Linked DNA regions of Homo sapiens: all the other regions are linked to region 2. Evidence: read pairs that join two places in POLR2A ChIA-PET (ENCODE). Cell type or tissue: OCI-LY7. All regions are shown on one strand. Each heading gives the region's core, and the rest is flanking DNA. Links, peaks and the distances in the headings are about the cores only.

Region 1 (10,794 bases), core at 3,314-7,313, 54 kb before region 2:
TTTTGAGACAGAGTCTCGCTCTTGTTGCCCAGGCTGGCGTGCAATGGTGCAATCTCGGCTTACTGCAACCTCCACCTCCCGGTTCAAGCGATTCTCCTGTCTCAGCCTCTCGAGAAGCTGGGATTACAGGCACGCGCCACCATGCCCAGCTAATTTTGTACTTTTAGTGGAGATGGGGGTTTCTCCATGTTGGTCAGGCTGGTCTCGAACTCCTGACCTCAGGTGATCTGCCTGCCTTGGCCTCCCAGAGTGCTGGGATTACAGGTGTGGGACACTGCGCCCAGCCTTTATTTTTATTTTTTTGTGGCGATGGGGTCTCACTGCGTTGCCCATGCTGGTCTCAAACTCCTAGGCTCAAATGATCCTCGTGCCTCCTCCCAAAGTGCTAAGATTATAGACGTGAGCCACTATACCTGGAAAGTCTTTATTCTAGCTCTGCTATGCTTTGCCTTGCTTCCTTTAGCCACTAAAGGCTTGTGGAAAAGCAATGTATATAGTCGGATTCCAAATTCTTCTCAAGACAGCGACCTTCCAAAGTTAATTGGTTGTGGCTTCATTTGTAAATCCGTGAAGGTAGAGTGCCCAATATTGTAAAACATAACCCTAGATTTAACTTACTCATCCATTGGGTTAAAAGAAAAAGTATTTAATACAAAAAATTCAAAAGCCAAGTCAAAACTACCCTTTAAAGCAAAATGCTAACTCCAGGATTTTGGCAAAGTTTCTTTCCTTGATTGTAGTCATTTCAAGGAGAGAGAGGTTAACCTCTTCCCCTAATCTCACCTCTTCAAAGAAAAGAAGTTGAAGCAGAAAAATTAGCACTGATCTCATGTTAGGATTCAAAGGGCAGGATGAGGCTGTGTAATGTAGTGATGGAAATAGGATAAAACCCTTGTTACTGTTTTCCAGAAGCTAATCTGAGGGTTACCATGGTAACTCACCAGGGTACAAGACTGTTGTGAGCTTTAGGGAACAATTTCGGGATACATTCTTAAAAGAGAATATCAACTGCTTGCATCAAATGGGTGAGAAGTGGGGCACAGTGGCGCACATCTGTAGTCCACCTAATCTGAAGGCTGAGGCAGAAGTATAGCTTGAACCCAGGGGTTTGAGACCAGCCCAGGAAACATAGCGAGATCCTGTCTCCCTCTTACAAACACACACACACACACACACACACACACACACACACACGAGTAACAGAAGAGTCTTTTGGAAGTGGATCAAAACCGATTTAAGGTTTTGGTTTGAATTTTTGAAAAAGTAGGTGTCTTGGGTGAAAAACAACAGAAAAAAGTCAACCGGTAAGTCTTGCCAAGTCTGGAGGAGAAGACTCACACTAAATTGCAGGGCTAAAAGAAAGAACCTAAAAGTCAAAAGCAATTGGAGCTATTTGGTAATTAAAATATGTACATTCTTTTAGAATTGAAGCTATCTGCTATTAGCTTCTTTGTTGTCCTTTTGGTTACTTATGGAAGACTCCAATTCAGCGCATTTGATCCTACTGTTTTCCTATATTCTTTTCATTCTGAAGTCATTGTTTCTATACATATTAATCGCATTATACTTCTTTTCCTCTTTTACAGAAAAGCTACATTTAAAAACGGTGTCATTGCAGCAGTTTACCAGGAACAATTATTCCTGGTAGAAGCTATTTAACTAAATACATAGGACCCTGCAACTAGATTTTTACCTTCCTTTTAATTTTATTTGATTATGCTATTATCTAAGCTTGCCTCTTTGGCTTTTCAAATTAAAGTACCACATCTCTCTGTAAGCATAAGAATCTGTACAAACAGGCATTTTTTTTTTAGCTTTTCTAGAAAATTTGAGGGGAAATATTATGGAATAGAATGGAAAATTTACAACAACATTTAAGACAAAACATAGAACTTGAAGGAAATTTTATATTTGCGGCAGGCCAGTTTCATGACAACTATGCCCTCTTAGACTCCCTTACGTTTCTCACAATTAGTACTTTACGGAAAATTTTTAAAAGACACAATTCAAGCAGTCTCCCGGGGATTCCTGAGGACCAATACAAACAGTGTAATACAGTGCAATATGAAAACCCCAAATTACTATTTAATTATTTAGACTTAGTTTATGGCATTTTGATTGGTTTTCTTTCTTTCTTTTTCTCTCTTTCTTTCTTTCTTTTCTTTCTTTCCTTTCTTTCTTTCTCTCTCTCTCTCTTTCTTTCTTTCTTCTTTTTTTTTTTTTTACAGCAATTACAGGGTGAAGTATAGGTTAGTGTGATTCTAAGTCAAACGTAAGCAAACTACTTCCCACATACCAAATCCGGTCATCGCCTGTTTTTCTACAACTTGCAAGCTAAGAATGTTTTGTGTACTTTTCGGTGGTTGAAAAAAATCAAAAGGATATTTTCTGACATATAAAAATTATATGGAATTTGAGTTTCAGCTATAAGTAGAGTTTTATTGGAACACAGCCTCACTCATTTGTCTACACATTGTCTAGGACTGCTTGTGTGACAAGGGCAGAGTTGCGTAGGTGCCACAGAGACCACATGGCTGGCAAAGCCTAAATACTTATTACCTGGGCCAGGCGCGGTGGCTCACACCTGTAATCCCAGCACTTTGGGAGGCCAAGGCGGGCGGATCACCTGAGGTCAGGAGTTCAAGACCACCCTGGCCAACGTGGTGAAACCCTGTCTCTACTAAAAATACAAAAAAATTAGCTGGGCATGGTGGCAGGCGCCTGTAATCCCAGCTACTGGGGAGGCTGAGGCAGGAGAATCGCTTGAACCCGAGAGGCAGAGTTTGCAGTGAGCTGAGATCACGCCATTGTACTCCAGCCTGGGCAACAAAGAGTGAAACTCCATCTCAAAAAAAAAAAAAATACATATATATATATATATAGCTTTTCTCTAAAAGGTCAGGCTGACCCTTTAGAGAAAAAGCTAGCCGACCTCTGATCTAAATCATTACTTCCGCTATTGATTGTCAAGTTACAGCCTGAGTTATCTAAAGAGAAAACATTAATACTCCACTAATGAAAGCTATTCTTATGCAAGTTCATTGTCCTGATATAGAAACTGAAAGGGTAGAGACCAGAGTTGGTAGGTTTGACAAGAAGGAAGATAAGATACTGAAAGAGAAAACAAGAGTAATCTCTTCCAAAAACAATGGAAAACTTTCCAGTGATATTTGCTGATAGGTGTCCTTTTTCATATCAGAAACCAAAATGCCTTATTTTCCACTATTTGTAAACTCTAAAGATACTGTCACTTAATTAGCGATTTTCTTTCAGAAGAATTAATGATCAATGTGTGCAAGTTCAAGTTCTGACCTTATTTGTCAAACTGTCTGAGGTTGAATGTTCTGGGAAAATGACAAAAGGAAGGAAGCATTTAGATATGTGTCTCCTGAGACTTAATTCATCTTTGATTAACTGAAGAAGCCATAAGAATATCTTTCTGGGCAAATAATAACCAGCTTCCTTTAAACAGAGGAAAGATACTCTTTTGAATTAAAAATCTAGTTGTAATTCTAATTTAGCCAAGTTTATTATCTCACTATTAGAGCCTAAAGAGTGCAGTACTTTTTCTTGGGTCCTAGGTAATCTTTTTTTTTTTTAAAGACAAACAAACAAACAAACAAAAAACAGAACAATTGAATTTACAATAGTACGACAGCTTTATCAGACTGCTTCTCAATTATCTTGCTGATGCACATAGTGGGTGATGTTAGTAGGGGGTAAATGCTTGCTTGGGTGTGCCCGAGATTATATACAATTCCAGGAATTCCTAGCTGTATTGAAATCCCTCATTTCACACTCAGAGTTGTAGAATGCAAATGAATATAAGGAAAGCTATGAATCCACCCTTGTGTATGTATTAAGTAAACTTCAAACATTTATGCCAATTTTACAACTTGTGAACAACAAATTAATTGACATGTCTCGTATTTTCTTCAAATTTGGTCTTGAGGTGTCTCTCTGGAGAATGACTATAAATTCTAGCCCTGCGCTGATGGGGCTTCAGGGATGGTGGTTGTGGATGTTTACAGGGTGCTTTTCACAGGATACTTCTTTATGATAGTGGACAGCCTAATGTCTAAGTGTCCAACCTCTGATCAGGTGTCCCTCTCACAGGAAACTTGTTTATATTGGCAGAGAAACTTGTGGCTCTCATCTGACCTGTGTCCTGTTTAATCTTGTAAGAAAGCCAATCTCTAGGAGAGCTCTGATCAGGAAAGAAGTTAGGTTCAGCTGTGTCAGCCAGGTAAGACACAGAGGAGACCACTCAACAAAACACATGAAATAACAGAAGCAGTTTATTACTTACAGGTCCGAAAAGAAGAGGGCTGCATGCCTGGAAGGGGAAATGCAAAGTAGGGGCCCATCCAGGACACACATGCTTGATGGGGAGCGAGAGAGAAGGAGAGAAAAGACAAGAGGGCTAAAGCCTTTATTGGGGTCCAGGGTGTTACCTGAGCAGGTTTCCAGTGCGGCGTTCTAATCAGTGAGTCTAGAGCAAGCAGGCACAAGTTCCACGGAGGCACTTGTGGACTAAGATGGTCATTGAGGCATATCTGTGAAGTCCATGCAGGGTGTGGGGTCAGTGGGGTGAGTCAAGCAGATTGCATTTAGCTCTACCATAGGGAGGTGGACAGCAAGAGGCCGATAAGACATCTGGATCAAGCACACTGAGGAACTGGGAAGAGACAGAGAACTGAAAACTGTCAAGGATGAGGAAGTCTTGCTTCTGGTATGAGAAAGCCCAGCTTATACTCAAAATGGGTGTCAAGGCAACACGAAATTATAAGAATGTGCTATAACCTCACACAAACTAGTCACAACAACTCAGCTGAATGCAAACGATGACCTTAGAACACATTTAAGTTGAGCAATATAGCCTAGCCAAAATATTGGATGGCTTGGTTCTTTAGCCCCTTTGAAGCATTCTTTGGGCAACAACTCTGGTAATGGTGGAGTTAGTTGATGGCTTCAGCATCAGCGTCACAGTCGTTCTGTGAGATGAGGCTCCTGGAAGTGAGTTTAACAGTCTCTTAAAGCCCTGCATTTGGCTCCACCTCTTGCACCCATAGCCCCTTTGAAACCCGTTGCCCACAAGTGCTGTGGGCTGTTCAGTCCCACTGGATGCAGATACAGGTAAAGGATCAATCTTCATCTCTGTGCCATTCCCCACAAGCTGGCAATGCTTTTCAGAAATCTCACTTGCCTCACAAACTGCTGAGGGAAATATCTCATTGCATTGGAATTATTTACTTCTGTGTATGCTCTGTAGCATTTTCAAGAATATGCTCATTTTCATTAGGCTTGAACGACGTTCTGCCAAGGTCGTACCTTCTCAGAATCTTTTGCCCTTAAATATTTAATACAGCAGGTACTTCAGGAATGAGCATCTATCAAGATCATTTGGTATGAAAAATCATTCAATGCATGGTGCCTTCGTTTAATAAGTTACAGAAATAGAAGGAAAAGTTATGGTACGAGGGCGTAGATTACAAGGATGTCTGCTTTTAAAGAGAAAATGAAATGTCCTAAGTCAACACACTGGGCTTCTCAGTTTCTTCTATCTTTTACAATAGCTTCATCAGGCATGAGTAGCAGAACTGACCAGCAGATCAGCGGGGGCAGTGCAAAGCAACAGTAAAGTAGTACAAGGCAAGTTAAGATAATTGTTGCAAATCTGCAAAGAATCTTCATTCCCCAGAGAGTTGAAAGTCTAATTGCCAAAGAAAGGAATGCAGCTGTCATCTTGAAATGGAAGAAATACCCCTCAACTATTAATATGTTGGCTGGCAGTGTGTTCTGCAGAAGCTAGGGAGTCTCTTCTGAATATAGGGCTTGTTGCAAAAACTGATATTTAATTAATGTCACATCTCTAGATACTAAATTCTTACAGTATAGAACCCAATTTCTGGAAATGGCCTACACTATTTGGCAGCCACAAATCCAATAATAAGGCTGCCCTCAGAGCCCTGCCCATCTGGTTGGATTTTTTTCTCTATTTCTGCCTCCTAATTAGGAGATTAAAGCTATTTTCCTCTTGATTTATATATGTCTTTCTTTTTGACTTTTGAACAATATCATTTCTCTTGGTTTATTTTTCTTATTCTCTTAAGTGTTTTTACCAATCAATAAAGTGTTTAAATTTGTTCCTTTTTTTCTGTTTGCTTCTTCCATTTTATTTTTTTTGTAACTATGTTACTTCAATTTTAAATATGAATGTGCTGCTGCTTTCAAACATCCTCTTTTGAAAGAAATGATAGGATTTTATAGATTTTCTTAGCAAGTGAGAAATCAATTTAGCAACATGTTGCAAACAAATTTTACCCTTGATTAGACTGAAGTTTTTGGTCATGTATATAGCTTCTAATTTTTTTTCAACTTTTATTATTATGATCCATTTTCTGATTCATTAATTCCTACTCTTTATCCTTTTTCATCCTTCTGTTTACCTTAAGTTTAATTTGTTCCAGTTGCTTAATGTGAAAGCTTAGTGCATTCATTTTAAACCTTTCTTCTCTTCTAACATAAGCATTTAATGTTATAAATTTCTCACCAAACACTGTTTTGGCAGCATAACGTAACTTTTTTTTTTTTTTTTTTTTTGAGATACGGACTTGCTCTATCACCTACGCTGGAGTGCAGTGGTGCGATCACGGCTCACTGCAGCCATGATTTCCCAGGTGTAACTGATCATCCTACCGCCATCTCCCAAGTAGCTGGGACAACAGGCTTCCGCCACCACGCGGAGTTTCACTATGTTGCCCAGGCTTGTCTCGAACTCCTGGGCTCAAGTGATCCACCCACCTCGGCCTCCAAAAGTGCTGGGATTACAGGTGTAAGTGACCACACCAGGCCCAATATGTTGTATTTTAAATTTGTATTCACATAAGTGTATTTTCTTCTTATTACCATGTGCTATTTAGAAGTACGTTGCTTAATTCAAATATTTGAGGATTTTCCATGTATCTTGAAAATTATTGATACCTCGTTTCTGTGGAGAAGGAAAGATTTCTTATCCACTGCTAGGTTCATAGCTGAGACCCCTATAACAGAAGACATTAAGAGCCAGGTGTGTTGGCAAGGCAGAGGATCCCTTGAGCCCAGAAGTTTGAATCCAGCCTGGGCTATATAGTGAGACCCTGTCTCTACAAAAAATAAAAAAATTAGCCATGCATGGTGGTGCATGCCTATAGTCCCAGCTACTCAGGAGGCTGAGGTGGGAGGATTGCTTGAGCCCAAGAGGTCAAGGCTGCAGTGAGCCATGATTGTGCCACTGCAGTCCAGCCTGGGTGACAGAGGGAGACCCCCATCTCCAAAAAATAAAATAAAATAAAAGACATTAATGAGAAAAGCATACACATTTATTCAATATAAATGTTGTGTGACATGAGTACATTCATTACGGAAACAAGGAAACAGGGAAACCCGTATATATTCATGCTTAGGTTTGATGAAAAGTGAACAGTTTTGGGAAAATATGATTGGAGGACAAAAGGAGTATGAACTAATGTTAATAAACTGGGAGAACTTAGCAAGAGAGGGCCCTTGTAATGAGAGTCTTATGACCTGCCTCAGAGGAGAAGAGTGATGGGAAGAGAAGGCTTCCTGCTTCTGCTGTTTTCTCAAATGTCGAGGTACCATATTTTGGGCTAACATGTCTTGAACCCCATAATTTCCTTCCGTTACGGCCGGGAACATCTTTTTTAAAATTTAAATTCCTACAAATTTATTGATATATGTTTAAGTCCAAAATTTGATGTAACTTCTTGAATGTTCCATTTATGCTGAAAAAAATGCGAATTGTTATTTTTTGCATGGAGTGTTCTATATATGTCATTTAGTTCAAGTTGTTTGATAGTATTGATACAGTTTGTTCGCTGCTGTATCCCAAGCACCTAGAACTGTAGGTTCTTTGCAAATATTTGTTGTGTGAATGAATGATCTATATTATGGTGACGATTTTCATTTTCACCCTCACCGAGAATTCTAAAGATTAGGCTGGCTGAGGAATAATTCGAATGTAATTAGTGTATCTACACTAGCACCCAAGCAATTGCATATGAGTATTAAGCTGAAAGGCCATGTAGTTTGCATTTCTAGGTCTATCACTGCAGCGTTTACTGTATTTCTGATTATTTAAACTTCAAGAGATAGCTGCCTTTCAATACTGTTCCAAAAGAAAACATACCAGAGAAAAAGCCCTCAAATCTGTATATGGCAAGTCAGTACAAATTTGATTTCATGGTAAACAGCTGAGGATGGGTAGGGACTGAGACCAGAAAAAAAAAAAAAAAAAAAAAGAGAGATGGCACTGATTTTTTTTTTTTTTTTTTTTTTTACTTTAAGTTTCGGGATACATGTGCAGAACGGGCAAGTTTGTTACATAGGTATACACGTGCCATGGTGGTTTGCTGCACCTATCAACCCGTCATCTAGGTTTTAAGCCCTGCATGCATTAGGTATTTGTCCTAATGCTATCCCTCCCTTTGCCCTCCACCCACTGACAGGCCCTGTTGTGTAATGTTCTTCTCCCTGTGTCCATGTGTTTTCATTGTTCAACTCCCACTTATAAGTGAGAACATGCGGTGTTTGGTTTTCTGTTCCTGTGTTAGTTTGCTGAGAATGATGGTTTCCAGCTTCATCCATGTCCCTGCAAAGAACAGGATCTCATTCTTTTTTATGGTTGCATGGCCCTGAAATTTTTATATCATAAGTACATTCTTGAATGATTGCAAATTTCTTATTGCACTCTTTCTTTACAAAGCTTTTGTTTCTTTGCATAACTCTGCAAAAGAGCTGTCAGCCATGTTTGTGGCCCAGGAATAAAAATGGTAGTTCTTGCAGTAGAGATTATCAGTCTTTTTAGAGTAACCTCACCATCCCCCCACAAACTTATATTTCGTGTTTATTTCTTTTTAAAATTCAGGCAAATCAATATTAATTTTATTCTGAGATTTTTACAATACCCTTGAAATTACTATAAATATATTAGCTTGGTAGAGAAACCAGGATCTCTGGATTGGGATTGTGACTAATTTAGAATTTTAAAACGTATTAACTAGAGTTATAATTTGTGCAGTCTTCAAATGTGGCAGGAGGGTTACATTTTTCTTTTTTCTTTTCTTTTTTTTTTTTTTGAGACGGAATCTCGCTCATTCTTATTGCCCAGGCTGGAGTGCAGTGGCGCGATCTCAGCTCACTGCAACCTCCACCTCCCAGGTTCAAGTGATTCTCCTGCCTCAACCTCCCGAATAGCTGGGATTACAGGCACGTGCCACCACGCCTGGCTAATTTTTGTATTTTGGGCAGAGACGGGATTTCACCTTGTTGGTCGGACTGGTCTCAAATTCCTGACCTCAGATGATCCACCCACCTCGGCCTCCCAAAGTGCTGGGATTACAGGTGTGAGCCACTGCACCTGGCCAGGGTTATATTTTTCTTAATTGGTGCATCCAAATTAATCCATGTCAAGTTTGCACACTATTGATGTCCAGCTCTGCTGTCATTTCAATTCTCTAAGAGACCTTTTTCTTCTTTATCTTTCTTAACTTCCTCCAAGAAAACCTTGCTAGAAATCAAGTCTGGCCAGTTTTGCTAGTTCTTGCCTTAAGTATGAGTGCTATCTTTAAAATCATAGAGTCCTGTGTGTGTGCTAGTCTGAGATGTTTTTAATTAGGCCAAAACATGTCTTAGCCTGAGAAAGTATCTGCATAATTCTAGATTTTAATATATAAGACAGCTAGCCAAGAGAATATTATATGTGGATTGTTGTTGTTGTTGTTAAACCTATTGAAACTAACTTAACTTGATTCTCTATAAAAATCTTTCCTCTACCTCCTGAAATATTTTAATTAGATACTGCTCTGAGTATGCCAACAATCACTTGACATTCTGTTGTTTTTAGCTCGTGGTTACCTACATTTCTCTCCTATTTCTTCTCCTGTTACTCCCACCACTTACTACAACCCCAAAGAGCTTCTTTGTGCCTTGTTTTATGTAATCAGGAAGAATGATTCTGCTCTGGTATGAAGGAGAATCATTCCAAATCTAACAAGAACCGTTCAGTTTTGAGAACCTGAGAAGGAGACCATTAGTCATAGTTTTGAGGACCATCAGTGCCAGACAGAGACCTCTTGTAGGAGCCCTTGCTGGAAGAAGTGAGGGCTTGTGTGAGGACTCAGGCAAGGGGGCGCCCAGGCTGCCCCTCCCTTGGCCAGATGTCCCCGCACCGTGCCACTGAGCTAGAAAGCCAGCACAGACTCTCTGTCTTCCTTAAGATGCCAAGAGGAGGAAACACACACTTTTCCTGAAGCAAAAAAAAAAAAAAAGGGTTATAGGCCGGGTGCAGTAGCTCACGCCTGTAATCCCAGCACTCTGGGAGGCCGAGGCAGGCAGATCACCTGAGGTCAGAAATTTGAGACCAGCCTGGCCAACATGGTAAAACCTTGTCTCTACTAAAAATACAAAAATTAGCTGAGTGTGCGGTGGGAGCCTGTAATCCCAGCCTACTTGGGAGGCTAAGGCAGGAGAATCACTTGAGCCTGGGAGGCGGAGGTTGCAGTGAGACGAGATCGTGCCATTGCACTCCAGCCTGGGCAACAAGAGCGAGACTCCATCTCAAAAAACAAAAACAAAACAAAAAAAAAAACACGGGGTTATAAATCATGGTGCAAGTCTATAGTACTATGGCTATAGTACTATGGGTTCTCTATAACTCTTATACTTAGGTATTATGTTGGGTTGTCCTGGGAGGACACTTCAGTGCCAGCCTCTTTTTTTTTTTTTTTTTTTGAG
Region 2 (10,794 bases), core at 3,763-7,762:
GTGATCCGCCCGCTTCGGCCTCCCAAAGTGTTGGGATTACAGGCATGAGCCACAGGCCCCTCAACTAAAAAATTAAAAAAATAGCTGCGTGTGGTGACACTGACCTGTAGTCCCAGCTATTCAGGAGGCTGAGGTGGAAGGATCACTTGACCCCAGGAGGTCATGGCTGCACTGAGCTTTATCACGCCACTGCACTCTAGCCTGGGTAACAGAGAGACATCCTGTCTCAAAAAAAAAAAGGAAAACAAAAGAAAATCACATTTGTATTATGTTCAAGTTTTGCCCAGTTGCCTCACCCATGACCAATCTAACTACTTTATTTATTTATTTATTTATTTATTTATTTATTTAGAGGCAGAGTTTCACTCTTGTTGCCCAGGCTGGAGTGCAATGGCGTGATCTCGGCTCACCGCAACCTCTGCCTCCCAGGTTCAAGCGATTCTCCTGCCTCAGCCGCCCTAGTAGCTAGGATTACAGGCATGTGCCACCACGCCCGGCTAATTTTGTATTTTTAGTAGAGACGTGGTTTCTCCATGTTGGTCAGGCTGGTCTCGAACTTCCGACCTCAGGTGATCCGCCTGCCTCGGCCTCCCAAAGTGCTGGGATTATAGGCATGAGCCACCGCGCCTGGCCATCTAACTACTTTATTTAAAAAAAAAAAAATGAGTGCTGGGCAGAGGTATAACAGCATCATACTGGCTAATGTCATTGCCTATACATTTTGGTAATCTCAAAACTGTTCCAGCTACAAAGCTACTGCTTGTACTTGAAATTCCTATTTAAAATATAGGGAGAGTATTACAAACTAATTCTGGAAACTTATTCTCAAAATTACATTGAAAAATTCTAGGTTTATAAAATCATTTACGTACTATAATATGGTTCAATTCCTTGAGCATTATAGACATTAGATAGTATATTTGTTTAATTTGTATTTATTGCAGTGCTTGATTTTTTACTTTCATTTTTCCAAACAGAAACGCTACCAATTAAACATTAACTTCCCATTCCCCATTTCTTTCTACCCAACCCTCTGGTAACCTCTATTCTACTTTCTTGTCTCTATAAATTTTCCTATTCTAAATACCTCATAGAAGTGAAATCATATAATGTCTGTGTTTTTGTGTCTGGCTTATTTCACTTAGCATAGTGTTTTTAAGGTTAATTCATGTTGTAGCATGTATTTCTATTTGAATTCCAAAGCTAATGTTAATGTATTACCTTGATCAAAAAAATAAAAATTAAAATAAACAATATCCTGCAAAGTATTGATCATTCTACAGGTACTGAAAATGAAGCTTAATGATCACGTTAAAGCCACAGGAAATAAGTTAGAAGAGATGGTGTTCAGATTTGATTCTATCTTTTTTTCTTTGTTTGTTTTTGAGATGGGGTCTCACTCTGTGTCAAAAAAAAGGCTGGAGTGCAGTGGCACAATCACAGCTCACTGCAGCCTTGACCTCCAGGCTCAAGCGATCTTCCCACCTCAGCTCCTGAGTAGCTGGGACTACAAGCGTGCACCACCATGCCTGGCTAATTTTTGAATTTTTTGTAGAGATGGGATTTTGCCGTGTTGCCCAGGCTGGTCTTGAACTCCTGGCCTCAAGCGATCCGCCCACCTCAGCCTCCCAAAGTGTTGGGATTACAGATGTGAGCCAGCACACTCAACAATTCTTTTTATTTTATTTTTTTATTTACTTAAGCGTACCCTGATGTGCCCAGCAATTCTATCTTCTTGAAACTTCTGCAGTTCAACAATTTCTCTTTATCCACTGTCACTTCTCACATGGGTTGTCCCTATCACAGTTTCCTAATTGTTTTAATTTCCTATTGCTGCTATAACACATTACCACATATGTGGTGGCTTCAAACAATACAAATTTGTTATGCAGCTCTGTAGGTCTGACACGAATTTCACTGAGCCAAAACCAGGGTGTCAGCAGGGCCACGTTTCTTCTGGAGGCTCTAAGGAGGAATCCATTTCCTGTTTTTCTAGCTTTAGAGGCTACCCACATTCCTTAGTTCAGGGGTCCTCACCCCCCACCCACCTCCCCCCACCACCAACCCCCTACAGACCCGGTAAGGCCGGTAGGGCCTTTTAGGAACACTGCTGCACAGCAGGAGGTGAGCGGAGGGTGAGCGAGCATTACCGCCTGAGCTTTGCCTCCTATCAGATAAGCAGCAGCATTAAATTCTCATGGGAGCACGAACCCTATGGTGAACCGTGCCTGTGAGGGATCTAGGTTGCACACTGCTTATGAGAATCTAATGCCTGATCATCTCAGGTGGAGCAGTTTCATCCCGAAGCCATCCCCCTGCCATCTGTGGAAAAAGTGTCTTCTAGGAGACTGGTCCCTGGCGCCAAAAAGGTTGGGGGACTGCTGCCTTAGCTTGTGGCTCCCTTTATTCAGCATCATTTTATCTCTCTGAGTGTCATTTCTCTTTATCTTCCTCTGACTCTCCTCTTCTTCCCTCTTCCATTTTTAGAGTCTCTTATGATTAAATCGGGCCCATTTGGATAATTGAAACTAATTTGTTCATTTCGAGGTCAGTTGGTTAGCAACTTTAATTCCATCTCCAGCCTTTGTACCCTTTGCCATGTAATCTACATGTTCATAGGATCCAGGGATTAGCATGTGGATGTCTTTATGGGGGAGGCATTATTCTGTCTACCACCCTAGTCGTATGATAATATGATTTCCCTTCTTGCCCATGATCACGTCACTTGCCCACCGAAAATTCTTCAATGGCCCTTGTTGCCCTCAGGGTAGCATTCAGACTCATTCAGGCTCCTTAATGTGATACACAAAGGCCTTCCTTACCAGTCCTGTCTCATCTCTCCCAACTCCCCATGCCCAAAACACACAACAAGATTGTGTGTTTCACTTCCCCAAACTGAAAACCAGGCATTCACTCATCTCATTCATCTGCTTGTTTGCTCTTTTCCCAGCCTTTTATCTGACTCTACTACTCATCCATAAGTCAGACTTCAGATGTGACTTCCTTTGGGAAGCCTGAGTGTATCCCCAAATTTTGGCCTTTGCTACCGTTGCAAGCTATACCTATATCTAACATAGCACTTGCCATGCGATACTGTAATTATCTCTTTAATTACCATCCACCACCACCACCACCACCACCACCACGAGACTACAGGCAACTTAAGGGTCAGCCTCTCATTTGTTCACCCTTGTATCAGTTACTTATCAGAGTGGCTTGCACACAATAAAAACACAAACTTTCTATTTTTTAAAGCAACCCTATTAACTGAGAAGCACAAACTTTTGCTTAAAGATATATCCCTTAATATTTATGTGTCTCTTTTTCCAAGACAGACTTATAGAGGATGTAGAGTCATATAAATCTAAGGACTGAAAAGTAAATGTACCTTTAATCCTCCAAATGGATTTCATTTAATTAATGAATTAATTTACTGAGGCAAGGTCCCACTCTGTCACCCAGGCTAGAATGCAGTGACAAAATCATGGCTCACTGCAGCCTCCACCTCCTGGGCTCCAGTGATCCTCTTGCTTCACCCTCCCGAGTAGCTGGGACCACAGGTGTGTGACACCATGCCCATCTAATTTTTAAAACAATTTTTTTGTACAGAAGAGGTCTCGCTATGTTGTCCAGACTGGTCTTGAACTCCTGGGCTCAAGCGATCCTCCCATCTTGGCCTCCGCCTATGCTGGAATTATAGGTGAGCTACTGAACTCGGCCCTTATCTGGCTTCTTATATCAAGACTGTGCACAGGTCACTATTTTTGCAAGAATTTCTATACCACTTCCTCTGAAAATGTTGGTAATTTAAAAAAGAAACAGCCAGACATGGTGGCTCACACCTGTAATTCCAACACTTTGGGAGATGGAGGTCGGCCAATTGCTTGAGCCCAGGAGTTCAAGACCAGTCTGGGCAACATGATGAAACTGTGTCTCTACAAAAAATTCAAAAATTAGCCAGGCATGGTGGTGCATGCCTGTGGTCCCAGCTACTCAGGAGGCTGAGGTGGGAGGATCACTTGAGTTTGGGAGGTCGAGGCTGCAGTGAGCCAAGAGATAGTGACACTGTATACTCCAGCCTGGGCAACAGAGCTAGACCCTATCTCAAAAAAACAAAAATAAAAATAGGTTGGATAATGTAAGAGTTAAGAACAGAGACTCTAGAGCCAGCCTGGGATCCTGGCTCTGCCATATTTTATGTAACCATCTCAGTTTTCTTCATTTGTGAAATAGACACAGTAATATCCACCTCAGAGGGTTACTGTAGAATTAAATGAGTTCCATTTAGAGCATTTAAATGGTGCCTGGCACATTTTAAATAATACCGCTTCATGTGGTTAGGGTGGGAAGGAAGATTGTAAAACATAAATGCTTAGAGAAAGCAACTGTCGTTGTAATTAAAATGAAACTTGGGTGTGATGAAATCATTGGAGGCTGTAGGTGAGATCATCTATGAGAAAGAAAAAGCCAAGCATGATGGGTCGCTAACCACCGGGCACTGCCAGAAGCATTTCTCATGAAACATTAGGAAGTTTCCAAATCTTCTCTAAAGACGTGTGCTTGAAAAAACAAAACAAAAAAAGAATGACAACAACAACAAAAAGATATGTGCTGGAAAGAAGAGATGGGATTCTATGAAGAATGTGAAAGTGGCTTATTGTATGAAATACAAAATATAATCCAAGCTTTACCTAGAAATAGTACAAGAAAAATTCAGAAATCCCTGCAAGCTATTCTTGTTTTGACAATTCATTTCTTGCCTTCCCTAATATTTAGAATTTTGCTGCATTGTTGCCATCAAATATTTTTTAAGAAATAAAGGTAAGCAGTATTTGCTAAGACAGAACACGTGTGTCTTGATTTTAGAAGATGTACTTGATTATTTTCATAAATGTCAGGTGTGAAATGGGTCACCTTATTAATTAAAGCCTTAGGCAAAATTTGAAATTTGATCTTATGTGATGACATTTTAAAATGGATGTATTAATTTCAACCAGTTTAACAAATGAGCCTTTTTAAAAAAATTTACGTGGTAACTTATTGTTAATTCATTTCCATGTTGACAGTTTTCCTTAAATTGAAGTGTAATCACCCACAAATACTTTTGAAGTTTGCCATATTCATGTGGATATTTATGCCACTTTTTTCTAATTCCTTTGGACTAGGAGTTATGTTCTGAAAAGTCAATTTCTGCTGTGCCAGTAGAGTTGCAAACGACCTAAAATGGCTACCTACCACACCTGTTTTTCTTCATCTTACTACTCTGTGAGTGAATGAGCTTGCCTGGAAGCAAGATTGAGAAGTTAGCAATTTGTCTACAGTTTTTCTTCTTTCCCTTTGTACCACACTACCCTCAAGAATCTAGACAACCGTGTTTTCTCTTTTCTTAGAACTTCCTCTTTAGAAAAAACCTAAGGAAAATATATTCTCACGGAGGTATAAATAGGTAATACAACTGTAGCAATTTCCCTCCAAGTTCTTCCGGTTTCAAGGCCCAGGGATGAAATGCTAACTGTGTAATTGTAGGAATTGGCAAGTACACTAAAAATACAAAAAATTAGCCGGGCATGGTGGTGGGCAGCTGTAGTCCCAGCTACTCAGGCGGCTGAGGTGGGAAAATGGCATGAACCCGGGAGGCGGAGCTTGCAGTGAGCCGAGATCCCACCACTGCACTCCAGCCTGGGCGACAGAGATGGACTCCTCCTCCAAAAAAAAAAAAAAAAGAAAAGAAAAAAATTGGTTTAGGGTGAGAAGTCTTCATGGCACTATGACGTGGGCAAATGTGTGGTCAACGTGTTAGTCTGGCTCTGGCTCTGAGTTTTTTGCTTTTGTTCATTCTTCTGAGTAGGTCTTTCTCTTTCTCTTGAGCCTGGTCTCATCTGTATTTTCGAAAGGACTTGCCATGGTCAATCAGAGGCTTTAAGCTTCTCTGTTATTGTCTGTCTTCCAGGAGAGATGCCTAATGCTAACACCTTTTATTTGTATTGCCATGGCAATACAAACCCTTAAACTAAGGGTTCTGGTTATTCTTAGGTTAGGATCATGTAGGCAGATCATAAAAAAGTTAATTTTTCTCCCCTGGGTGAGAAGTTGCTTAAATTTTTGTGTCAATTGTTTCATTTCTCCAATCTATTTTTGTCTCTGCAAATAGCCTGAAACTCGGTTTTATTGCACAAGCCTACCAATTCAGAATGATCTCAGGCGCATCAGACAAGTTTGTCCCTCACCAGAGTTGTATTGGTTTATTTCTCCCTGCCTTCGTGTGCCCATCTCAAAATGGTGGGGTCTGTGGAAGAGGATGGCCTTCCCAGATATGCAATTTTTGCTCTTTAGAAAGGAGTTTAAAAAAAAAAAAAATCCCAGCTACTGTGGGTGGGGAAGGCGAAGGAGGTGGGAGGTGGAAGGATTTTGCTTGAGCCTGGGAGGTTGAGTCTGCAGTGAGCTGTGATTGCACCACTGCACTCCAGCCTGGGAGACAGAATGAGACCCCGTCTCAAAAAAAATGTTTTTTTTTTTTTATTTAGAAAGGAGTATAAGGGGAGCTGTGCTCCTCTAGTGAGAACTCCCATGGACTTCTAAAGGCCCATTTATCCTACCTTAGTCTTTAGAGCTTGCCAAAAATGAGATGGTAGAGCCATAATTTCTCAGGGATCAGAAAAAGACTACCGCATGGGTCCAACTTCCCCATTCTGACAGTGTGTTTGCCGTGTTAGATGTTACACAGTGCCACAGGTCTCGAATAATGGAAATAATTTGTATCCTTTAAATATCTCTGGCATCAGTTTTAGAGCTGGAGCTTCAATCCCCAGGCTGAAATAGTCTCTAAAAATGAATAGTAGCTATTAAGTTTGAGGCCTCAGTTTGGAATTTTACCTACATATTGCTGACATCTTCCTTTCCCAAATCTCTTTTTTTTTGAGACAGAGTCTTGCCATGTCACCCAGGCTGGAAAGCAGGGGCATGATCTCGGCTCACTGCAACCTCCATCTCCCAGGATCAAGCGATTCTCCTGCTTCAGCCTCCCAAGTAGCTAGGATTGCAGGCGCTTGCCATCACATCCAGCTAATTTTTGTATTTTTAGTAGAGATGGGTTTTCATCATGTTGGCCAGGCTGGTCTTGAACTCCTGACCTCAAGTGATCCACCCGCTTTGGCCTCCCAAAGTGCTGGGATTACAGGTGTGAGCCACTGCCCATGGCCCCCTTTTCCAAATCTTAACACCTGTTCTGGTACTTAATATCCCCACACCCCACCACATTGGTACAGCAATATAATTTAGTCTTCCTTGTACTCCTAATGACTTCATCAATGAAAAGAGTCAAATTCTGTAACTTATTTGAAGATATTTTTTTCTGAGCCAAACATGAGTGACCAATGGCCTGTCACACAACCCCAGGAAATCCTTAGAATGTGTGCCCAAGGTGGTAGTTAAGCAACAGCTTGGTTTTATACATTTTAGGGAGATATAAGACACAATACATGTACGATGTACATTGGTTTGGTCCAGAAAAGTGGGACAACTGGAAGCAGGGGCTGGTTCCAGGTCTTAGGTGGATTCGAAGATTTTCTGATTGGCAGTTGGTTGAAATAGTTTATCTACAGACCTGGAATCAATATGAGGGAGTGTCTGGGTTAAGATAAGGGGCTATGTAGAACTTGGGGATAAGTAGTCAGAAAAGAAATAAAATTTAGCCTAGGCGTGGTGGCTAACACTTGTAATACCAGCACTTTGGGACGCCGAGGCGGGTGAATCACTTGAGGTCAGGAGTTTGAAAACAGCCTGGCCAACATGGAGAAAACCCGTCTCTCCCCCAAAATACAAAAACTAGCTGGGCGTGGTGGTAGGTGCCTGTAATCCCAGCTACTCGGGAGGCTGAGGCAGGAGAATCGCCTGAGCCTGGGAGGCAGAGGTTGCAGTGAGCCGAGATCTCGCCACTGCACTCCAGCCTGGGCAACAGAGTGAGACTCATCTTAAAAAAAAAAAAAAAAAGAAAGAAAATTTTAAAAAAAAGATAAGGGGTTATGGAGACCAAGGTTCTTATTATGCCGATGAAGCCTCCACCTAGCAGGCTTCAGAGAGAATAAATTGTGTTTCTTACCAGACTTTAAAAGACGCCAGACTCAGTTAATTCTCTCCTGGATCAGGGAAGAGACTTGGAAAGGGAAGGGGATTCTCTACAGCAGGGGTCCCCCAGCCACTAGACTGGTTCGGGTGCATGGCCTGTTAGGAACGGGGCCACACAGCAGGAGGTGAGTGTCAGGCAGTGAGCATTACTGCCTGAGTTCCACCTCCTGTCAGATCAATGGTGGCATTAGATTCTCATAGGAGCACAAACCCTATTGTGAACTGTGTATGTGAGGGATCTAGGTTGTGCAGTCCTTATGAGAATCTAACTAATGCCTGATAATCTGAGGTGGAACAGTTTCATCCCAAAACCATCCCCACCCACCCCCATCTGTGGAAAAATTGTCTTCCAGGAAACCAGTCTCTGGTGCCAAAAAAAGTTGGGGACTGCTGCTCTATAGAATGTAGATGTTTCCCACAAGAGACAGTTTTGCAAGGCCATTTCAAAACATGTCAAAGAAATATATTTTGGAGAAAAATACTTAGAATTCTTTCAGAGCCTGCTATCTGTCATGTTGGTATCATTGCTACAAAAAGTCTCTTTCATCAGTCTTAAGGTCTGTTTTAATGTTAATACTGGTCATCTGTGCCTGAATTTTTTTTTTTTTTTTTGAGACAGAGTCTTCTTCTGTCACCCAGGCTGGAGTGCAATGGCACAATCTCAACTCACTGCAACCTCTGCCTCCTGGGTTCAAGCGAGTCTCCCTGCCTTAGCCTCCCGAGTAGCTGGGATTACAGGTGCCCGCCACCATGCCTGGCTAATTTTTGTTATTTTTAGTAGAGATGGGATTTTGCCATGTTGGCCAGCTGGTCTCGAACTCCTGACCTCAGGTGATCCACCCGCCTTGGCCTCCATAAGTGCTGGGATTACAAGCGTGAGCCACCACACTCGGCCTGTGCCTGAATTTTAAAGTGAGGAGAATATAATGAGGCATGTTTAACCATCCATTCCCATCATGCCTGGTACTAGTGTTTCAGGTTAACTTTGGAATGCCCTTGGCAAAGAAGAAGTGACCATTCAGTTAGTTGGGAGGCTTAAAATTTTATTTTTGGTTCACAGCCTCTCTAGGCATAGCTTTGTCTAAAGTAAACTTTTAGGCCATGTAAAAGTAACAGTTTAAACTGGAGATGAATTTAGGAAGGGGTCTTTATCATTGGTTATTACTAATCTTGAATCACGGAAAGAACAAGTGAGTTTGAAAGGCCTGATTTCTTAGAATTAGTCGTGTTCTTTTTTTTGTTTGTTTTGTTTTTTTGAGACGGAGTTTTGCTCTTGTTGCCCAGGCTGGAGTGCAATGGCATGATCTCGGCTCACCGCAACCTCCACCTCCCAGGTTCAAGCGATTCTCCTGCCTCAGCCTTCCCAAGTAGCTGGGATAATAGGCATGTGCCACCAAGCCTGGCTAATTTTGTATTTTTAGTAGAGATGGGGTTTCTCCGTGTGGGACAGGCTGGTCTCAAACTCCGGACCTCAGGTGATCCGCCCACCTCAGCCTCCCGAAGTGCTGGGATTACAGGCGTGAGCCACCACGCCTGGCAGAATTAGTCATGTTCTTTATAGATTTCATTAAAGACTCTTAATTTTGTTGTGTATGATGACTATTTTCTCCTCTGTAAGAGGGAAACCCAGGTTTATGACATGGACTTCCTTCAGCCACTGCTAAAGATTGGGGTATGAAGTAGGTTTCTTATTTCCTCTTTTGTATTAATAGTTGGTTCTTTTCAAATCCTCTGAGGGGCAAAAAGACCCTTGGATTTACTATATCATGTCTCACAAAGGTAGACTGGTCACATTTGAAATTTTAGATATGTGAACTAATATTGTGGCTGAAGCAGCATGAATAAGCTAAACAGTGAAAGGTAAACCATTTACACATAATTCAGTACCTCTCTTTCCCCCAGGTACTGAAAATCATTTATACTATTTTTATAGTTGAGATGAGCTTCTTTATGAATCAAGTGAGGTGGCTGGAAAAAGAAAATGTCTTACACTTTCAGAAAGTTTTATGATTATAACATATTAGAAAGTCTTTACCCTAACATATTTCTTATATATAAAACTGGTAAAGATAAAATGAAATTCATATATTGTTGCTGTAGTGTCCATTATTTGACTCAGCAGGTGATTTTGTGTAAGCCTGCAAGTCATTTTCTGAGATTCCTTTTCTCAGTAGGAAAAGTAATATGCTAGTATGCAGAGAATCATTTATTCTATCTGATAATTTTGCTTGAAAATCTGCCCAAATCAGTGTGTATACACTTGAAAGTAAATAAATGTTTGGGTGAGTTTAAAAAGTGTTAGGAGACACAGTCTCTATTTTCAAGTTGCTTACCACATAGTTTTCTATAGGGATGACATTTAAAATATGTAACAATTAGTAAAGAATAGGCACCAACCAAGTAGAATGGGAGTGACTAATAAGAGCTGGGTCCAAAGGGCTCTATCTTAGCCAGGTATTAACCCACTAGTTCCTAAAATGTGGAGGTCTGGGGAATCTTGAGAGGAAGGACTGGCACAGGGGTGAGAAGCATGGGGGGATACCACTCAGAGTTGCAGCTGTTAACCAACTTGCATTGAAGTATTTCAGTATTTGATTAGTTGGTTCAGCCGTACTTGTGTGTACCAGCTGAACATTAGCCTTGTATATCCATAACTAAAAAAGCAGTGTA
Region 3 (4,000 bases), core at 1-4,000, 260 kb after region 2:
CTCACAGATATGTGCCATTCGATCATAAGGAAAAACTGGAAAATCAAGCATGAGTAGTTTCATCTGAATTCAGATCTACTTTTAAAAACATCAAATGATTCAACAAATATGTACTGAACATACATTTTATAGATTGTGTGTGTGCATGCAAGCACACACATGCATATGTTATATCGAGTACACTGTATGTGCCAACCGTGACTCACAGCACTTCATATGCATATTTTATGCAAGGACACTAAGGCTATACCATATGAGATGTTAAATAATTAGCACAAAGCCACACAGATTATAGCAGCTGACCTTGGATTTTTACACATTTCATTCTTCCGAACCACACTGGATTGTACACGAACTCTATGGATGTCAAAGAATAGTACATTCTCATTAGTTGGAGAAGACCCTATAAATGACTTTGACCTCTAATGCATGGCGACAGATCACAGAGAACAGAATGCTTTGGATGTCATATTCAAGCAGTTATATACATTTTGAGATTCTTGATAATAAAAATCATGTCTAATTTTCTACCCCCATTATTCAGCTAAATGCCTACACAAAGAAGCTATTTACAAATACTAATAAGCAAATTTAATACTATTAAGTTTATGACTCTAAATAAAAGAATGAAGACGGTCATTACATAGATTCAAAAACTGAGCAATATATACCAGACATTTCTTTAGACATTTAATAATGTGATGGCTATTCAAACTGCATGTAGAATTCTTTAGTTTTGTTATTTTTTTCTTTCATTTATATATTTTTATTTGTACAAATTTATGGAGTATGTGTGCAATTTTGCTACATGCATAGACTGCATAGTGACTGAGTCACTATGCAATTTGGTATCCCTTACTTGAATAACATACACTGGTATCATACCATTTTGGTATCCATACCATTTTATGGTATCCAACACCTGCATAACATACATTGCCCCTAATCTCTCATCACACCCCTCTCCCACCTTCGCGCCCTTCCATTTCTATCATTCTACTCTCTACAGCCATGTGTACAGATTTCTTAGCGCCCACTTATGAGTGAGAACATGGGATATTTGACTTTCTGTGCCTGGCTTGTTTCATTTAAGATAATGACCTCTAGTTCCATCCATGTTGCCGCAAAAGACATGATTTCATTCTTTTTTATGGCTGAATAGTATTTCATTGTATAGATATACCCCATTTTCTTTATCCATTTCTCCACTGATGGACACTTAGGTTGATTCCATATCTTTGCTATTGGGAATATTGCTCATTTCAACAAGGTTGTAAATCATTACAGAGAATGAATTAAAATGTTAATTGGTCATTTAAATGTTTTCATATTTTATTAATTATAATTTTGAGCTTTTAAAAGTTCTAATTCTAATTGTTCCAGTATCACAAATGGAAAGTAATTAAACTCCAGATCAGTCATATTCCAGCCAGGAACAGTTTACTGCATGGGTGAGGGTTGGTATATTCTATTTTGCTAGTTTGTTTATCTTTTTTAATGTTAACTTTTTCTGGAGAAAATTTGGAAACGTAAACATTCTAGAATTTTTAAAATGTGCTTTGCATGTACACGGACACAAAGAAAAGAACAATGGACACTGGGGCCTGTTTGAGGGTGGAGGGTGGGAGAAGAGTGAGGATTGAAAAACTACCTATTGGCTATTATGATGATTATCTGGGTGACAAAATTATCTGTACACCAGATAAACTCTCGCAACACACAATCTACCCATGTAACAAACCTGCACCTGTACCCCTGGAACCTAAAATAAAAATTGGAAATAAAAATAAAATAAAATGTGCTTTGAAAAATTACAGAAAAACATAAATAAATATATAATTTCAAGTGGATCATTTTGTGTTCAGTTGTGTCACCTAACATTTTAAGGAATAACAGGCTACAGACACAAGCTGCTAAAATAATCAGATGTTTATAGGTTTATAGGCAGGGACTTGGTATCTCTAATTCTACCTTTTGAAGCTCATGGACTGACAAGAATCTAACTTAGAATTTAAAAAAAGTAATACACTGATTTGATCTTTAGGAATTATTAAATTAGCACATGTAACCTGAAAATATGTACATCTATAATGTATAAAAATAAATTTTTAAAAATAAAAACAAATAATAAAACTTAAGATTTCAAGTTCACTGAAATGACTGATTAGAATATGTCTATAAAAGTAAATTACTAACTCAAAATAACTTCTCAATAACAAGATCTGTAGGTTAAAGATGTCTTTAGAATCCCACGACCTTTACACGATGCAATCGTTCTCAAACTCTTATCTGCTCCAATGTATTTAAGGGACACCACTTATTCCAACCAGTAATAATGACTTGTTACAGTAGGGACTGGAGAGGAAAGTAGAGATTCTCTGCAAATAGGGTTTTGCTATAACCTTATTTCCTTTAAGAATTATTGAGATAGTGCTTCAATTTTTACTTTTACTTAAGCTACAGTAAATCTTTTACTTGTATTCAATTATGTTGCATCATAAATAACCATCTCTGATCAGTTATCCTGTTGTAAAGAAATGAGGAGTTAATTCAAACCTTAAAGAATTTTCCCAAAGCCAAATAATCCAACCCATCAGAGCAGTTGAAAACAACACATTGTTTGGCTACAGCTTTTGCCAAATCCTTGGTAGTTTCAGTCTTCCCAGTGCCAGCTGGACCCTCAGGTGCTCCTCCAAGGTGCAAATGAAGGGCTCCAAATAAGGTTCTGAAACATATGAAATAGACATTCTTTGTAGAATAATGTGATTTTTTTTCCATTCACATGCCAAGAAGAGAAAAAGGTTAAATTGAGAACCAAACCTCCAGCTTCCTCTTTGATAATTTCTTCCTTCCCAGTAACCTCTGAAAATCTCTGATAGTTCATTACTTTGTCTGTTATTATATTTTATTTCTGAATAGCTATATATATGCCACATTGAGAACAAATTCACTTTTGAAATTTAATGTTGATTTCTGGCCAATATGAAGAATTCAGTTGACTTTGAATCCCCTAATTCGCCAACTGTAAGCATATGGAAATGTTACAGATAAGAAAACAAATAATAATTTAAAATACATGGCCATTTTTGAAAGAATGAAAAGAAAATTACCAACGAAGAGGGAATGCAAAGCCGGAGAATTAGACACTAAAAGATTGTTTCGGGATCAGTATATAAATAAATGAGTATATTTATGCTCAGATAGAAACAGAAAATAAACCCTCAGAAGTGAGCAATGTGGGGAGCTGGAATGGATCCACCTATATAAATCTAGAAGTCTTGAAAGGCTGTCTTGTCTCTAAATGGAAACTAAAATCACTCCAGCAACCTACTGGAGAGAGACAAAGAAGAGTCAATTATGGAAGAGACAAAGAAGCCTATCCTTCATGCGGGGCCTGATGAAAAGCTTGTATCATTTGTGCAGGGAAAAAGAGGTCCAAATTTCTACTAGTCATGGGCACATTAATCCAAAATGATAAATTAACATTTTGTTCTGAACCAGAAAAAAACTCTAGAGTCTTCCTCAGAGATAAATATGAAACTGCTCCTTATGGACACCTCCACGGGTGACAACATGCAAGACTGCATGGGGAAACAATCACTACTAAAACCAGCTCACAGTTCAAACAGGAGAGAGAGATCAGAGTTAGGAGTCAGCCTTGCTGTGGCAAAAGCAATGGACAAAGAGTGTTATTATATAAATGGCGTCCTACTCTCTATGGTATCCTGGCGGTCTGTTAAATGAGATTTTAAATATAAAGCAATAGACATCAAAAAATTGTGAGAGAAAAACAGAAGCCAATTTTATAAATGAGACAATTTGAAACTCTAGCAATAAAAATATAATTTAAAAACTCAGTGAACAAGTTAAATAGCAGAATAAACATAAGGAAACAGAAAATTATGCACTGAAAATTACTCAAAGAGATACAGAGACTGAATGTAAGAAAAGTTAAGAGACATAGAAGGAAGAAAATGGGGAAGAAGCAAAATTTAAACAG

What was found. Peaks named below come from ENCODE experiments on the same cell type or tissue, not always from the same donor. Only the 100,000 strongest peaks of a DNase experiment are listed, where the experiment ranks them.
Region 1: POLR2A ChIA-PET joins it to region 2 with 6 read pairs; 16 of 35 experiments call an interaction of 5 or more read pairs at or near these places.
Region 3: POLR2A ChIA-PET joins it to region 2 with 6 read pairs; 2 of 35 experiments call an interaction of 5 or more read pairs at or near these places.

Annotation. Positions count from the first base shown.
Region 1 is chr2:195,591,380-195,602,173 of GRCh38, forward strand. No RefSeq gene overlaps it. Among named protein-coding and RNA genes, the nearest start is that of LINC01827, 22 kb to the left of the region's middle. In OCI-LY7, for the core only: no CTCF peak of the experiment used is centred there; no DNase peak of the experiment used is centred there.
Region 2 is chr2:195,644,576-195,655,369 of GRCh38, forward strand. It overlaps a transcript of SLC39A10 not described here. Among named protein-coding and RNA genes, the nearest start is that of SLC39A10, 7.3 kb to the right of the region's middle. RefSeq lists an enhancer at 5,708-5,787. In OCI-LY7, for the core only: no CTCF peak of the experiment used is centred there; DNase peaks (open chromatin) are centred at 5,266, 5,876 and 6,156; H3K4me3 peaks cover 1,671 bases; H3K27ac peaks cover 2,319 bases.
Region 3 is chr2:195,907,471-195,911,470 of GRCh38, forward strand. It overlaps DNAH7 (dynein axonemal heavy chain 7), which reads right to left. Exons shown (of 65, transcript NM_018897.3): 25 at 2,557-2,725. Among named protein-coding and RNA genes, the nearest start is that of DNAH7, 160 kb to the right of the region's middle. In OCI-LY7, for the core only: no CTCF peak of the experiment used is centred there; no DNase peak of the experiment used is centred there.